Regions from separate parts of the Homo sapiens genome. Here region 1 is linked to region 2. The links are chromatin loops, found by intact Hi-C in ENCODE. Cell type or tissue: Panc1. All regions are shown on one strand. Links, peaks and the distances in the headings refer to the core of each region. The heading gives the core; the rest is flanking DNA.

The links. Peaks named below come from ENCODE experiments on the same cell type or tissue, not always from the same donor. Only the 100,000 strongest peaks of a DNase experiment are listed, where the experiment ranks them.
Region 1: a loop joins it to region 2, with 5 times the contacts of the local background. A loop is called at or near these places in 13 of 110 quality-filtered maps.

The regions. Positions count from the first base shown.
Region 1 is chr2:235,099,256-235,107,019 of GRCh38, reverse strand. No RefSeq gene overlaps it. Among named protein-coding and RNA genes, the nearest start is that of SH3BP4, 150 kb to the right of the region's middle. In Panc1, for the core only: no CTCF peak of the experiment used is centred there; no DNase peak of the experiment used is centred there; H3K27ac peaks cover 1,041 bases.
Region 2 is chr2:234,964,284-234,972,047 of GRCh38, reverse strand. The region is part of intron 1 of SH3BP4 (SH3 domain binding protein 4); the gene reads right to left. Among named protein-coding and RNA genes, the nearest start is that of SH3BP4, 16 kb to the right of the region's middle. RefSeq lists an enhancer at 6,671-7,233. In Panc1, for the core only: no CTCF peak of the experiment used is centred there; no DNase peak of the experiment used is centred there; H3K4me3 peaks cover 944 bases; H3K27ac peaks cover 2,500 bases.

The DNA of each region.
Region 1 (7,764 bases), core at 3,507-6,006, 130 kb before region 2:
GCTGGAGACGAGCAATGTGATCCCAGGGCCCAGTGCAGGCCATCTCCTGGAGTTCCTCAGAAGAGATGCTGATGGCAGAACTTTAAAAAAAACTCTTCATTTTAATTGGAAGACGGGGCTGCTTTTAGGGCGAGGGCTGGATTTGGTTCCATGGAAGACCAAAAGTGTGTCTATTTTGGGGCATATGATCCAAGGAAGCGCCAGGCAAATGGGGCCCTCACACCATGTGAAAGCTTCTGGGGGTCCAGTGAGGACCACCCGCCAACAGAAGCGCAAGACAAGAATGCGTTTTATAGGGCATGGGCTCACACACTCCACATTCTGTGCTTTACAAACAGGTGCCTTTTGGGTCCTTACAGAGCCCTATAAAAGACATCCTATTATTATCACACCATTATACACATGAGGTCAGCAAGGCATAAAGACTTGGAGAAATGGCCCAGGGGTGTCAGTTCCAAAGCTCATCCCCTTAACAGGTTAAGGGCTGAACACACGTGGGGCCAACCATGAAAAGAACAAGAGCAACAGCAGCAGCAAACCCACAGGGACAGGCAGGACGGCAGTTTGCGTGGGTACCAGGCTGGCTGGGGAGCGAGCCACGCTCACTCTCCCGCAGCTTCCCCTCCCCAAATCAGCTCCAGCCTGAAGAGCAACCACTGGAAACAACACTTGCCACAAACCCAGCTTCAAGCAGGTGACCCTCCCAACCCTTCCAACCAATCCCCACTCCTCCAGTCCTCACCCCTTCCCAGGAACGTCACAGAAACTCTGTCATCCCCACTGTCCAGCGAGGCAGGGCTGCAGCCGCTCCTGGAGTGACAGGCTAACCGTGGGACAACTCACAATCAAATGAACCCTCTTCCGCGTACCCAATGCAGATGTCAACACCGACACACACCTCCATGGATGACGACGTGCACCCACGCATCCCCACAGCGCACGTCCAGCAAGCTCAACAAATCATCACAAAGTCAAGGGCTTAACACAACACCTGTTTATTAGCTCATGGTTCTACAGGTCAGAAGTCCGACGACATCTGGGTGGAGTCACAAGGCCGAAAGCAAGGCGTCAGCTGGGCCGCACTGCTTTCTGCAGCTCTGAGGATGACTCATTGGTGGGCAAGTCTGGTTCCCCGCAGTTGTGGAGGGAGGTCTCATTTCCCTGTGGCCTCCACTGGGAGCCAGTCTTTGCTCCTCGAGGTGACCTGTATTCTTTCCACTTTCCACGTGGCTTCTCCTCCAGCCACAGCCACTCCGTCCCTCCCACACTCCAGATCCTACAACTCTCTCTGTGGCAACAGCTTTGGGCTGCAGCTGGACAAAGTTCTGTGCTCTTCAGAGTAAAGGAAATCAAAATATTTCTCCTCAAAATATTGAGAACTGTTAGTTCAAGACACTGAAAACGCAGGGAAACACTGCCTTGGCCTCCGCTTACCTGATGGCAGGACTTCAGTCCCTCCTTCCTGGAGACAGTGCTTGTCATCCACCCAGAGAAGGCAGCAGCAGACACCAGAAGAGTCTGGGAATGCATTTTACCATCTTCCTCTAGTTTCCCACCTTTTAAAAGATGAGAGCTGCTCTCACCTTCATCTTGTCACTGTATAGAATTTATGGCTCTTCATTAGAATACTGTTTACGCAAGGCCTCTAAGCCACTGCCTTCAGAGAGAAATACTTTTGAACTGAGACCTCTCTCATGTGATGGGTACAGCAGGTGTTAATAAACGTCTGCTTGTTTTTCTTTAGTTAATTTGACTTTTGTTTTCAGGAGAGTGTCTCAACTAAGAACCCAGAAAAAGGGAAAGGATAGAAAAGAAATTATGTTTTGTCTCCTACAAGGGCTCATGTGATTAGATTGGGCTCACCCGTATAAGCCAGGAAGATCTCTCTATTTTAAAATCACATATATTTTCTTTTGAGACGGAGTCTTGCTCTGTCTCCCAGGCTGGAGTGTAGTGCCGCAATCTCAGTTCACTGCAACCTCTGCCTTCCAGGTTCAAGCGATTCTCCTGCCTCAGCCTCCTGAGTAGCTGGGACTACAGGTGCCAGCCACTGTGCCTGGCTAATTTTTTTTGTATTTTAATAGAGACGGGGTTTCTTCATGTTGATCAGGCTGGTCTCAAACTCCTGACCCCAAATGACTCTCCCGCCTTGGCCTCCCAAAGTGTTGGGATTACAAGCAGGAGCCACTGGCGCCAGGCCACAAATCCATAATCTTAACCTCATTTGCACATTCCCTTTTGCCACAGAATGGTACCCATTCACAGGTCCTAGGTATAAGGGTGAGGGTGAGAACATCTTGTTGATGGGGGAGGGGTGTGAGTCTGCCTGCAAGTGGGCTGGGGGAAGATTTTATGGACCTCATTGTCTTTACATGATAAAAATACCACTTCCAAGTTGAACTCGGCCTGTAAGGTTTTCCCCAATTTTCAAGTCTTTTCTCCTAAACAGAGTCTATCAGTTGTAGTGGCCTCTGGGGAGGGAGGAAGGGTCCCTAGGCAAGAGTGGGGCAGGCAGACTGCTTGTCACTGTTTTCTCTTTTGTATCCTGATACTTACTCCATGAGCATGTTTTGCCTTTTACAAAAAATTTTGTTTTTTAAATGCCTTTTACTGCATGGCAATTATCCATTTCTCATATCAATGACCACCTACCCACCCACTCTGACTGCTATTTTGAGTTGGAAGCTGTTCACTTACACAAAAATTACAGCTTCTGGTGTGTGTGTGTGTTGTTTAATTGTTTCATAGACATTAGGATGCGGGTATGGTTTGGCTCTGTGTCCCCACCCAAATCTCATGTTGAATTGTGATCCTGAGTGTTGCAGGTGGGGCCTGGTGGGAGGTGATTGGATCATGGGGATGGTTTCTCATGTTGCAGCACCATCCCCCCAGTGCTGCCTCGCAATAGAGTTCTCACGAGGTCTGTCTGTTTGAAAGTGTGTAGCACCTTCCCCTTTGCTCTCTCTTCCTCTTGCTCCTGCCATGTAAGGCATGCTTCCTTCACCTTCGCCTTCCGCCATGATTGTAAGTTTCCTGAGGCCTCCCCAGAAGCAGAAGCCTGTACAGCCTGCAGAACGATGAGCCAATTAAAACTCTTTTATATAAATTACCCAGTGGCAAGTATGTCTTTATAGCAATGTGAGAACAGACTGATACAGACAGGGACTCAAACTTTGTTTTTAAATCATCTAGCAAATTTATTGAAAATGCAAATTCCCGGGCTTCATTAGGACCCCTGAGAATTCCGATGCAGGTGGTCTATGGAGCACCCCTTTAGAAATGTTGCTTGGAAGAAGATTTCACCCCGTATTTCCAACTAGCTGTGGGACTAGACAAAGTCTTAATGTCCTAATATCTCTGGAGGCCGGTTGACTTAGCAGAAATACTGGGGTTAAAATACCTGCTTGTACACGGGGAAAGGGACTCTAGCTGCAAAGTACAGGGCCTCAGAACCAGGAGCGCATGAGTACTTGGCTGTTACTCTCACATTTCATTTATACCAATGTGTGCTGTTTGGGAGGACTGGGCACCCAAGACATGAATCATTCATAGGATGTTAAAGAAAGAAAAAATTAGCAAGAGACTAAAAAGTCCAGTGGTACAAATAGCAGACAGTGGTTCGTGGAAGACAAATGTCTTTGGAAAAGCATTTTAAGAAAGAAGGAGAGGGAGAAAGAAAAGCAAGTGCATTTGATTCCGATAATCCAAGTAAAGAAATCGAAGGAGCTACAGATTTGCTCTGGGCAGGAGCACATTTGTCCCTGGGGTTGGCAGGTCAGTGGTGTGCCCTCCCCAGCTGCTGCCCGCACTCAGAACCCAGCCGCAGCCCGGGAAGCCACGTGCACAGGCTGCTTCCTTGGAAATGAGTTTTCCTGGTGTATAATCTTCCTTTTCCATCCGTAACTGTTGGCATCATCCACATCCCCTTCCCTTAAATAGAAACACTTATGAGCAAAGCCCAAACTTCAGCGTATATTGGCTTAAACGTTATCCTCCGTCGCCAAGGGCCAAAGCAGCAGCTGAAACTGGGGCCCATATTGTGTGGCTGTTTAAAGTCACTGGAAGTGCCTTGATGAGATCTTTGCCTCCCTGTGTGCCAGTCCAGTGTAAAACAAAGTTGAAAAAAATAGAAAACAGTTCCAAGAGAGAGCACTGGCTTGAGGCAATTCTCTGGTACAATAACATCCTATTGAGAGGAAGGGCTCCTAAAAACTTCCAGATGAAGCATCCCGTTCCTGGCTAGAGGACTCAGCCCGTAGCATCCTCCAGGAAACGTGAATTCAGGCAGCAACGTCCCTGAGAACAGAATGTGTGCCACTGCTCCCAGTCCGAGCAGACTGCCTTGCTAACGGGGGCTTCAACTCCCTTGAATGATGCTGGCATTTCTTTGTTGGACCCTCAGTCTCTTTCATCGAGAGAGGGGGGAGGCAGAGTAGGAGGACGTTTAGAAGCTATTTCCCAGACTCCAGTAGCTGCAGAAATCAGAATTTACAAAGCCAGGGAGCAGTTTCTTCTGCTTGCTGATAGCTCCTGCCCTGTGTCTTTTGTTGGCATTCCTCTTTAGGGTAGATGGGTGTTTCTTGGTCTGGGAACTAAGCGCCTTCAGACAAAAGTGGTACCTTTGGCCCCATCAATTGCATTTGTAGATGGAGGGCCTCGGTTAAAGACGTGTTTTCAGGATATGGTGTTCTGCAGTGAGAGAGCAAAAGTTTTTCCTGAGGTTGAAAAATGATGACCAGCTGGAGCTGGGAGGCCTCCAAACCTCCTTGGCCCTATGGTCCCCAAGTTCTCTTTCCCACGGAGCCTGTGCATGTGAGCCTCCACTTAAAAAGAGCCTCCACTTACCAGCCCAAATGCCCATCAACCAACAAGTGAATAAAGAAATTGTGGTATATATATATTATGTATATATAATATCCCAGCTCCAGCGGGTCATCATTTTCCAACCTCAGGAAAAACTTTTGCTCTCTCACTGCAGAGCACCATATCCTGAAAACACATCTTTAACTGAGGCCCTTCATCTACAAATGCAATTGATGGGGCCAAAGGTACCACTTTTGTCTGAAGGCACTTAGTTCCCAGACCAAGAAACACCCACCTACCCTAAAGAGGAATGTGACCAAAAGACACAGGGCAGGAGCTACCAGCGAGCAGAAGAAACTGCTCTCTGGCTTTGTAAATTATATATATATAACAGAATACTACTCAGTTATAAAAAGGAATAAAATAATGGCATTTGAAGTTACCTGGATGGATTTGGAGACTATTATTCTAAGTGAAGTAACTCAGGAATGGAAAACCAAACATTGTATGTTCACACTCACAAGTGGGAGCTAAGCTATGAGGATGCAAAGGCATAAGAATGACACAACGGACTTTGGGGACTTGGGGGAAAGGGTCGGGGGAGTGAGGGAGTACAGTATACACTGCTTGGGTGATGGGCACACCAAAATCTCCGAAATCACTGCTATAGAACTTATTCATGTAACCAAACATCACCTGTTCCCCTAAAACCTATAGAAATTTAAAAACAAATAGGAAAGGAAAAAAAGAGCCTCCATTTAAAATGTGTTCTTATTCTGAAATAATTACTTCTCCATTTTTAATTCCTCAGCTGCATGGCTGAAGATCATTATATTATAACTGGTGTTAGAGAGTTGATATGATTCCATCCAAAAACAACAAAAAAGTCACATTTAAAATGTTGAAACTGGGCTGTCTTTATTTGTATAACGAGACTTCCTTCTTGATCTTGCTTCTTTCCTTCCTTCCCTCCTCACTCCCTTCCTTCCCTCCCCACTCCCTTCCTTCCTTCATCTCTTTCTCTCTCTCTCTCTCTGTTTATTTTTGTGAGACAAGGCCTTGCTCTGTCGTCCAGGGTAGAGTGCAGTGGCATGATCATAACTCATTGCAACCCCGAACTCCTGGGTGCAAAGCAATCCTCCCACCTTGGCCTCCTGAGTAGCTGGGACTACTGGTAAGCCAACATGCCTAGCTAATTTTTTTTTCTTTTTTGTAGAGATGGGATCGCCCTATGTTGTCCAGACTGGTCTTGAATTCCTGACCTAAAGCCTTCCTCCCACCTTGGCCTCCCAAAATGCCAGAATTACAGGTGTGAGGCACCACACCCAGCCTGCATTACTTTCTTGACGGGCCTTCTAGAGGTCCAAATCTCCAGGGTGAAAATCACTGACTGTCTCATACAAATGAGAGAAAGGTGGCTCAGAGGGGCAGAGTGACTTTCTCTGAGCTGCACAGCAAGCTGGAGGCACTGATTATAGCATGCCTTGGCCTAAGCTTGTGCTGTCCCTGTCCTGGATGTCGTCACCCCAGGGGTCTGTGTGGCCCCTACCTGCCTACATTCAGATCTTGCCGCACATTTCATCTCCTCAAAGAGGACTTCATGGACCATCTGCTATAGAATATGAGCTCCACAGGGCAGGTGATTTTGTGTAGTATGTTCGTTGCTGCATCTCCAGCACCTAAAGAGTAGGTGACAGCAGTGTAGGTCCTTAAAAAATGTGTGCTGAATGAACGAACGATCCTATACAGAAGACAGGAAGGTATTATTACCTCCATTTTATACACCAGAAAGGGGAGACACAAAGAGGTTAGGGAACTTTTCCCAGACCACTAACTTGTGATGTGCCAGGGCCCCTTGGTGGATACACAGGTGCATAAAGGTGCACACACCTACACAAGAAAAAGAACCCTGCAAAGCTGTCGGCTTAGCTGGAGTAAGTGAGAATGGAGGGATAAAAGACAAGGTGGAGACGCTGACAAGACCACATAATTTGGCCTTTTAAAAAATAAACCAAGGAGGCTGACTACTGCAAGGGTTTACACGGGAAAATGAACGTTAATATTCATCGCTTTTGTAATTGAAAGAGACAAACTTGGAAATTATTGGCATCGTGTTTTGAAACTAACAGGAAACTTAAGGAGCAATTTTGCTGCATCTCCTCATTGAACAGGGCCTAACACTAACATGCTTAGCAATGAAGTGACTTGTCTCCGTTAGCCTGGCACGGCCATGTTCTTTGACCCCCAGCACAGTGCTAGTTCTTTTAAATGATGCATTCAGGGTTCTCAAGTTTTTAACCCAATACCAGCAATCCTTTATTCTATGACAGATGCATAAAATTCTTTTTAAAACTCTTACTGAGGTCAGCTATACTGATTTCTATTCTGATATGATCTGCATTCGTTTTCTATGCTTGTATAACAAATTGGCACAAACTCAGTGGCTTAAAGCAACATAAATTTATTTATGTCTTTATTTTACTACATGAGAATATACAGCAACGGCACAAATGTATTATCTCACAGTTTCTGTAAGTCAGGAGTCTCCAGACAGGTTAACTGGGTCCTCTGTCCAGGGGGTCACCAGACTGAACTCAAGGTGTCACTGTAGGGGCTGTGGTTCTTTTGTAAGCCTCTGGGTCCTCAAAGCTCATGTAGTTGTTGGCAGAATCCAGTACCACGAGGCTGCAGCACTGAAGTCCCTGTTTTCTTGCTGGCTGTCAACTGGGGGTCACTCTCAACTCCTAGAGCGTTCCTGAAGTCCCAGCCAAATGGCCCTTTTAGGACATGGTAGCTCACTGCACAGCTGTTTGGTTGGTCTTCAAGGCCAACTGGCTGGTCTTGGAGTCTTATATGACAAAACATAATCACAGGAATGACTAACCTTTGTTGTATAACAAAGCCTAGCCTAAGGAGTGTCTGTTCCTCAATTCCGAGGTGAAATGCAGGGGGATTGCACAC
Region 2 (7,764 bases), core at 3,194-5,693:
GTCAAGAGATGGAGACCATCCTGGCCAACATGGTGAAACCCCGTCTCTACTAAAAATACAAAAATTAGCTGGGCATGGTGGCACACGCCTGTAGTCTCAGCTACTCTGGAGGCGGAGGCAGGAGAATCGCTTGAACCTGGGAGGCAGAGGTTGCAGTGAGCCAAAATCACGCCATTGCACTCCAGCCTAGCGACAGAGCAAGACTCCGTCTCAAAAAAAAAGAAAAGAAAAAAAGAAAAAGGAAAACTTTACAGAAAATTTAAGTTAATAAATGCAGTTTAAAGAAGGGAAGCTGGCCAACATCATGAGTCATCAGAGAGATGCAAATCAAAAACACTGTGGGAGACCACCACACACCTGCTGAGACAGCTACTGTCAAAAAACCAGAAAATAACAAACGCTGGTGAGGATGTGAAGGAACCGGAACCCTTGTACACTGTCGACGGAAATGCCAAATGGAGTGACTGCTAAGGAAAACAATATGGAAGTGCCTCAAAAAATTAAAAATAGAATTACCATATAATCCAGCAATTCCACCTCTGGGAATATACCCAAAAGAGCTGAGAGCAGGGTCTCAAAGAGATATCTGCACACCCAGGTTCACAGCAGCATTATTCGCAATAGCCACGAGGTACAACTCAAATGTCCATGGACAGATGAATGGATAAATAAAATATAACATATACATATAATGGAATATTATGCAGCCTTCAACTGTAACATGATAGGCCACAGCATGGATGAACCTTGAAGACACTATGCTAAGTGAAATATGCCAATCACAAAAAGACAAATATTGTATGATTCCACCTACGTGAGGTACCTGTAGTAATCAAATTCATAGCAACAGAAAGTGGAATGGTGGGTGCCAAGAGCTGGGGGAGGAGGAAACGGGTACAGAATTTTCATTCTGCAAGATGAAAAAGGTGTGAAGATTCTGCTGTACAACACTAAGGCAACTGAACTGTATGCTCCAGATGGTTAGGATGATAACATTTATATTATGTCTTTTACCACAATTTTAGAATTTTTTTAAAGGCAGTGGGGGAAGGCCATAATGAGTAGCCTATTTTGTTGTCTTCATGTAGTCTCTGAAGAAATTTGTGTCCGGTAACTCACGCTGCAGCCATCCCCACATCTACCTTCTTTCAATCTGGGCGTGATAACCTACAGAACAATTCCAACGCAGTTAAAAAAAAAAAGTCAACCCTCTCTCCAATTGCTTTTACGAGGCAAAAAGTGATCCTGATCCCCAGCGCTAATAAACAAAAAAGAAAACGACACATAAATCCCATCTGGGAATACAGACATGGAAACCTACGCAACAGAAGTCAGCTGAAGAGTGCACCCCAATTAGCTGGAATTAGCGGCGGAATGCAAGGCGGGCGCCCCGAGGGAAGGCGCTCCAGGAAAGGAGGGTGACTCACTGTTCACTTTCTATGTGTCTGTAATGTTTGGAATGACTACAAAGGCTTTTATTATTCCTACAATAAAAAGAGTTATGCACACCCGAAGTTTTGTAAAACCATGATCTCAGAAATGATACCACTCAAGACACGTATTCCAAAGGAGGTAACTGTCTAAACTGCTCATTTTCAATCCCAGTTGGGCCTATCGAGTCACCTAGGATGCTTTTAAAATTAAAAAGCCAGAGGTCCCAGTTCCAGGCCAATGGAATCTCTAGGGGAAGGACCTGAGCAGTATCTTTAACCTTCACAGTTGATTCTGATGCACAAAGGAGAAGTCCCGCCAAGGTTTACAGAGGGGTTAAGGCTTCTCTACATTTAAGATTCCATCCGGCCAGTCCTTCGGCATCAGCGTTCCCAAATGTTTTGAGTTCTGACCAATACGGCTACAACTAAAGCAGAAGCGCTCTAGAAACAAAGGGGGAGTGTGAGTGAGTGTGAGAGTGTGTGTGTAAGAGTGTGAGAGTGTGTGTGAGTGAGTGTATTTGTGAGTGTGTGTGAGTGACAGTGTGAGTGTGTGTATGAGTGTGTGTGAGTAAGTGTATTTGTGAGTGTGTGACAGTGTGTGTGTGTGAGACAGCGAGTGTGTGTATGTGGGAGTGTGTGTGAGAGTGTGTGTGTGTGAGAGACAGGGAGTGTGTGTGTATGCAAATGTGTGTGTGTGACAGAGTGTGTGTAAGTGTGTGTGTGAGAGACAGCGAGAGTGTGTGAGAGAGACAGAGAAAGAGGGGGTGTGTGTGTGCGCGCAAGCACGCGTCTCAGCCTGAAAGCTGAGAAGGAAGGTCCCACTGGGCAGAGGCAGTAAGGGAAAGGCTGGGGTACACACATGCTTCCCTGAGAGGACCCACAGGCATCCTAGGGGCCCACCAGAGGAGGCAGGGCAGGAGCAGGCTCGGGATAAAACCCTCCAAGTCCAGCCTGCCAGGCTCCGTGTGCTGTGTGGAAAAGCGGAGGCTTATTCTGTACAACCACGAAGCCCTTGGAAGTCTGCAGGCCAGGAAGAGGCACGATCAGATCTGTGTTTTCAGTCCTTGGAATAGCTGGAAGGCGACAACTGGCGCTGAAGGCAGCCTGTGCGTGTCTGCTGAGAGAATCAACGAATGAATGGGCAGGAGGAACAAGGGTGGCCTCCCAGTCAGAGGCCAGGGTCACAGAGCCACCTACTCAGAGCCAGCACACACTGGGACGTCCCAGGGCTGCACGTGATGACATGCAACTTCCAAACTTCAGGGGAGGGGACTTGACCATGAGGAAGGAGCATAGACCCAGACTCTACCGTTCCCCAAAGCCACCCGCAGATCAGAGCACCGAACGTACAAAACCAAAACCACCCACAAAATTCTGCAAAAAGCCAATAAGTGAGATAGCCTAAGCTGTCAGTCTGCCTAACAAGACTGGCAACTTCAACAACACAAAATTAGAACCTCTCAAATGAAAGCTCCCCTGTGGCTACGGGGAAGAGGCGCCCTGGGGGAAGTAGCCCTGGGCTGAGACTAGCTTGAATGCTCTCCTTTCTAAAGCTAACAGCAAAGTCGCCTGGAACCAGGGTGGCTGGTCTCGCTTCCAAATCATAAAGGAAGAAAGAGCTCTAGAAGACAGCATCTTCAAAGAAGAGGGCAGTGATCAACTGTGTGAGTTACAACACCAAATATGAAAACTGGCAGAAAGAATCACTTGCACACTGTTTGCATAAAATAAAACCACAATGAAATGACCTAGAAAGGGAGGCAATAAAAGGGTATCAGGAAAAGTATGAAATACACACACACAGGATTTCTCTACTGGTAAAATTGCAAAGCAACGGAAACATCCAATTATGCCGAAAGAACGACTAAAACATATGGTAAAAGCCGTGAGTGTGGATCGGGGAAGGGGCAAGGCAGCAGCCACACAGGGAAACCCAAGCCCGTCTCTTGAGACCTGACAGTCCAACAGACAAGACACATGGCATGCGACGTGAAATACGATATAATCAAGCTTCATTTAACTGATCTATCTGAAACCCCGTGTCCCAGAGAAAATACAATCGATTTGCAAGTATCCAAGGAATAACCACAAACACTGAAGGCATTCTCAGCCAAAGAAAATTTCAATAAATTCTCCAAAGTAAAAAACTGTACTAGACACCACCTGGCCCCAATGCAATAATTCTAGAGGGTAACTAGAAAATAAGAGTAAACAACTTGAAAAAAAAAAAAAAAAAAGAACAACTCTGTTGAGTTAAAGACTCCTTAGAAGGTACACGGAGAACACCCCAAGGTCCATCCGGTTCTACAAACTCACTGGGCATCAGGTGGCCGTGTTTCTGCAACCCCTCATGGAAACACAAGCCCCCAGTCCCCACCTCATAAGTCTACTGATGTTGCTACTAACAAATATTCCCTGAATAGAGTTCAGATTTCCAAAGGGGAAAACCTAGAACACTCCATCTATTATCATTGCTACCACCGAGCTGACCAGATCCCTAACTACCTGGCTACAGCCCAGCTGCTCCCTTCATTCCATCAGCTACGGACTGGTTGGTGGAACCAGGTGGACCTGGGTGTGGTCGCCCTCACCTGAGCAAGGGAAGGAGCGGGCTTCTCCACAGGTGGCAGGAAACCCAGCAGGTGCCTTCACCATCTGGGTGGGAGCTTCCGGTCCTGCACTAACTCTTAGATGAACACACAATGGCCAATCAGAGAAGCCCCACAAAGTACAGATACCTGAGGGCAAGCTTCTCAGGTATAAAGAGTTGTCTCTGCAGCATCCGCCACTCAGGGTGGCAGGGATCCTGGCTCTGATCCTCTCCACCAAGGGTCCACTGTGGCTGCCCCTGTGCCACACCTCCCAAAGCGGGACTCAGCATCACTGGGTCACTGGGTGAGGGGCTTCAGTGACACCTGTCTGTGCAGAGGTGAGCACCAAGAACCAAGAACCCAGGGAGCCAGGGAGGCACGGGAAGGAGGTAACCTGACGCGGATATGGAGCCATGAGAATAATTCCTTATTGCAATGAGCGCAGCTCCAATACCACTTAGGGAAGTGCAAGGCTGCTGCAGAAGCTGCAGGGCTGGAAGGTCGAGGACTGCTGCAGGAGACTCCAAGCAGGCAGGGAAGATGGAGAGCCCACGTGTCAGGGTGTAGTGGTGAGACCGCAGCTCCACACCCTCTTGGTGTTAGGGCCTTCCCCTCATCCTCCAAGGAGTGCTCCTGCTGTAGGTCTGAACTCATCCTCCTGATTACCCACCTGGCAACCTCCCGCCCACCCTCACACGTCATCTGCGACCTCAGGTTCCCTACCTCCCACAACACAGCCCCATCCTGCTCCCCAGTCTGGTCCCGGTTAAGCACCTTGTTCACCCTGGAATTGAGACCTGGCCCCCCGTGTAGGGGAGAACAGTATCATGGTTGAGACAGCCTGGACTTAACTCCTGGCTTCTGCACTTCCCAGCTCACACAAGTCCCTAAACCCCATGGTTCCTCAGTTTCCCGATCTGTTAAACAGAGACAGTAAGAGTCCCTCCCCTCCTATGGTTGTAAGGTTGTAAAGCGCTGAAAACACAGGATGGCATGCAGCCCTATTCTATTACTATTATTACTATAAGCACAATATATGTGTTATGCATGAACACCAAACAAGAATCAGAAAGAGGGAATACATAAATGTGATTAGTTAGCGAAGTAGGATTATGTATTTTTAATATTTCTACTATCAAGAATAATGTTACCTTAATTAAGCAAAGCTTTTTTTACATTTTCTGCCAGACAGGCAACGTTCACATTAGTTTGACACCAGGTCCATTTGCCGCCAATGAAAATAACTATTTCCAAAGTTTCAAAAGACCCTTATAATTCAAAGGAATATTAGAGAGTCAAAATGATGTCCAAGTCACAGGCATCCTCAAATGCAGAATGTGAAATAGAGTTTGCAGAAAATTAAAATCAACATGCCGGTGCCTTGTGTCTCCAATTCCCCTCGGTTAATATCCAGACCTAAGTGCCACACACAAGATTTACTGCGTGGTATTTCAGATACTTGCTATGTTCACGGACACATTAATTATCCTCTTGGCTTTAGTTTCATCATAAAATGGAAACAAAACCATTTACTCCACTGAGTTTTCCTGAGGATTAAGAAAGTGAAATAACCTAGTACAGTGACTGCCTGTAGCTGCTCTACAAATTTTAGCCACCACCTCCCTTCCTCCTCTTTTTTTAATTATCATTTTTTTAAACCGAGTTTCGCTCTGGTTGCCCAGGCTGGAGTGCAATGGCGCAATCTCGGCTCACTGCAACTTCGACCTCCTGGGCTCAAGCGATTCTCCTGCCTTAGCCTCCCAAGTAGCTGGGATTACAGGCCAGGCCTGGTTAATTTTGTATTTTTAGTAAAGATGGGGATTCACCATGTTGGCCAGGCTGGTCTGGAACTCTTGACCTCAAGTGATCCACCTGCCTCGGCCTCCCAAAGTGTTGGGATTACAGGTGTGAGCCACCGTGCCCAGCCTCTTTCTCCTCTTTCTCCCGAAGTTTACTTTGTTTCCTTAAAGACAACGGGAGGGGTCAGGTGTAGTGAGCAGGAGATGACCATCCTCAACCTCGCCAGGCCAAATCTCAACCCAAACAACAATTGTTATTTTTGTACATTCCCTTCCAGACCCCATTTGCGAGCTCTACTGCATTGCCTATTTGCAAATCCTAGTAGCACAAGAGGACAACCACAAACAACCTGACATTCGAAGTCACACAAGCGCAAGTTTTTCCCATCATGCCTAGTTGGCAATCATCGGCTGAGCAGTAAATCAGAATTTTGTCCCGAATGTTACTCACCTGTTAGTCGCAGCCCTCCAACACAGGTTCGCTGTGGAAATCACTGCCATTTTACCCATCTTCTTGAGCATGAAAAAAACCCCCATCTTCCCAGAATAACGATCCCACTCCCAATTTAGCAAGCAGCCAATTTCTAGACAATTTGACTAATGACAAAAAAATCAGTGTTTATGACATCATCTCCCAGCTTTTCACTATTTCCTTTTCACCTTGAAAAGCTAATGGTTTTCCTCTGAGCCAGTTGAGGACAGCCGGTTTTCCTATTGCAAAAGGTTGTATTCAAGTTTTCACAGAAGAGATGGGATTAGCCAGGTTAATGTGGGTTCAACACAGAAGTCTCTCTGGATGGCCAGTAAACTCAGCAGCTCACGGGGGTGCAGAGACAGTGGCTGTCAGAAGTCTGACTACCCAGCCTGGTGAGTTTCAGAAACTGACAATTAAAGCCAGGACACAGCCTGTCCGCTGACCTTCCCTGAGGGGGAACTGCCGAGGAGTTCAAGGACTCAGCTGACCAGAGAGAGGTGCATTGATGCTGGGTGCCTCTCATGTGGTTTTCACTGGACAGTCTCCTCTTCTTCATTACCTTTTTTCTCTCTGGGATGAAAGAATGCTGTGACTCCTTCAATGATTCAACCGTCAGCTTAGTTTCTGAAGTGTTGTTTTGGGTAATAAAAGTAACTTTTAAAAGCTGTACAGGGTGATTAATCAGAGACAATTTTATAAGAATCTCACAGCAGGCCGGGAGGGAGAAGTACCACATGTGGGTCACGGGAGCACTGGGCTGGGAGACCGACTCTGCTACACGTAGTGCCAGGGCTGTGAAGATGGGGGTCTGGAACAGGATGTGGTGCACAGGGTAGCCTCCCTGCCAGGCGTCGATGATGGATGGGTCACCCCCTGTGCCAGGGAACCCCAGGCAGGTCACCCGGCCCCTTTCAAGTCACGCTTACACGTCTAATCGCGTCTTCTTGGTGCCCTTAGATACAAGTTCAAAGCGAGGGAAGTGCAGAAGGACCTGTCCGATCCAGCCACCTGCCCCGGAATCCCTCCCAGGTGCTCTTGGGAAGGGGGTCTCACTATGGCCCTCTTTTGGTTCCTTGGACTCACCAAGCCACCCTGCCCAGAACCCACCAGTCCACTGCCCCCCTAAATCACCATGCACTTCCTGGCCTGCTCATTCTTCAGGTCCCCCTACTTAGTGGGGCTTCTTTAGGGATCCTGTCCTGACCCCCAGTACAACTACAACCTCATGAACCCTGACCTTTCCCCTGGTGCACTTGAATGCCCCTTCTCCCCTGCTGGGCAGTGAACTCCCTGTGGGCAGACGCTGCATCTGGTGGGCTCCCCATTTATCTCCCCCACCCGGAATGCAGAGGGGCTCAGCAGTGAGTCAAGGAATTAAAAGGCATTAAAGCGTGAACAAGAAGAGGGAAAGAGCCAGGACCATGTCCCAGAGAGTTAGAAAAGGGGTCAGCTCTCAGGCTTGATGT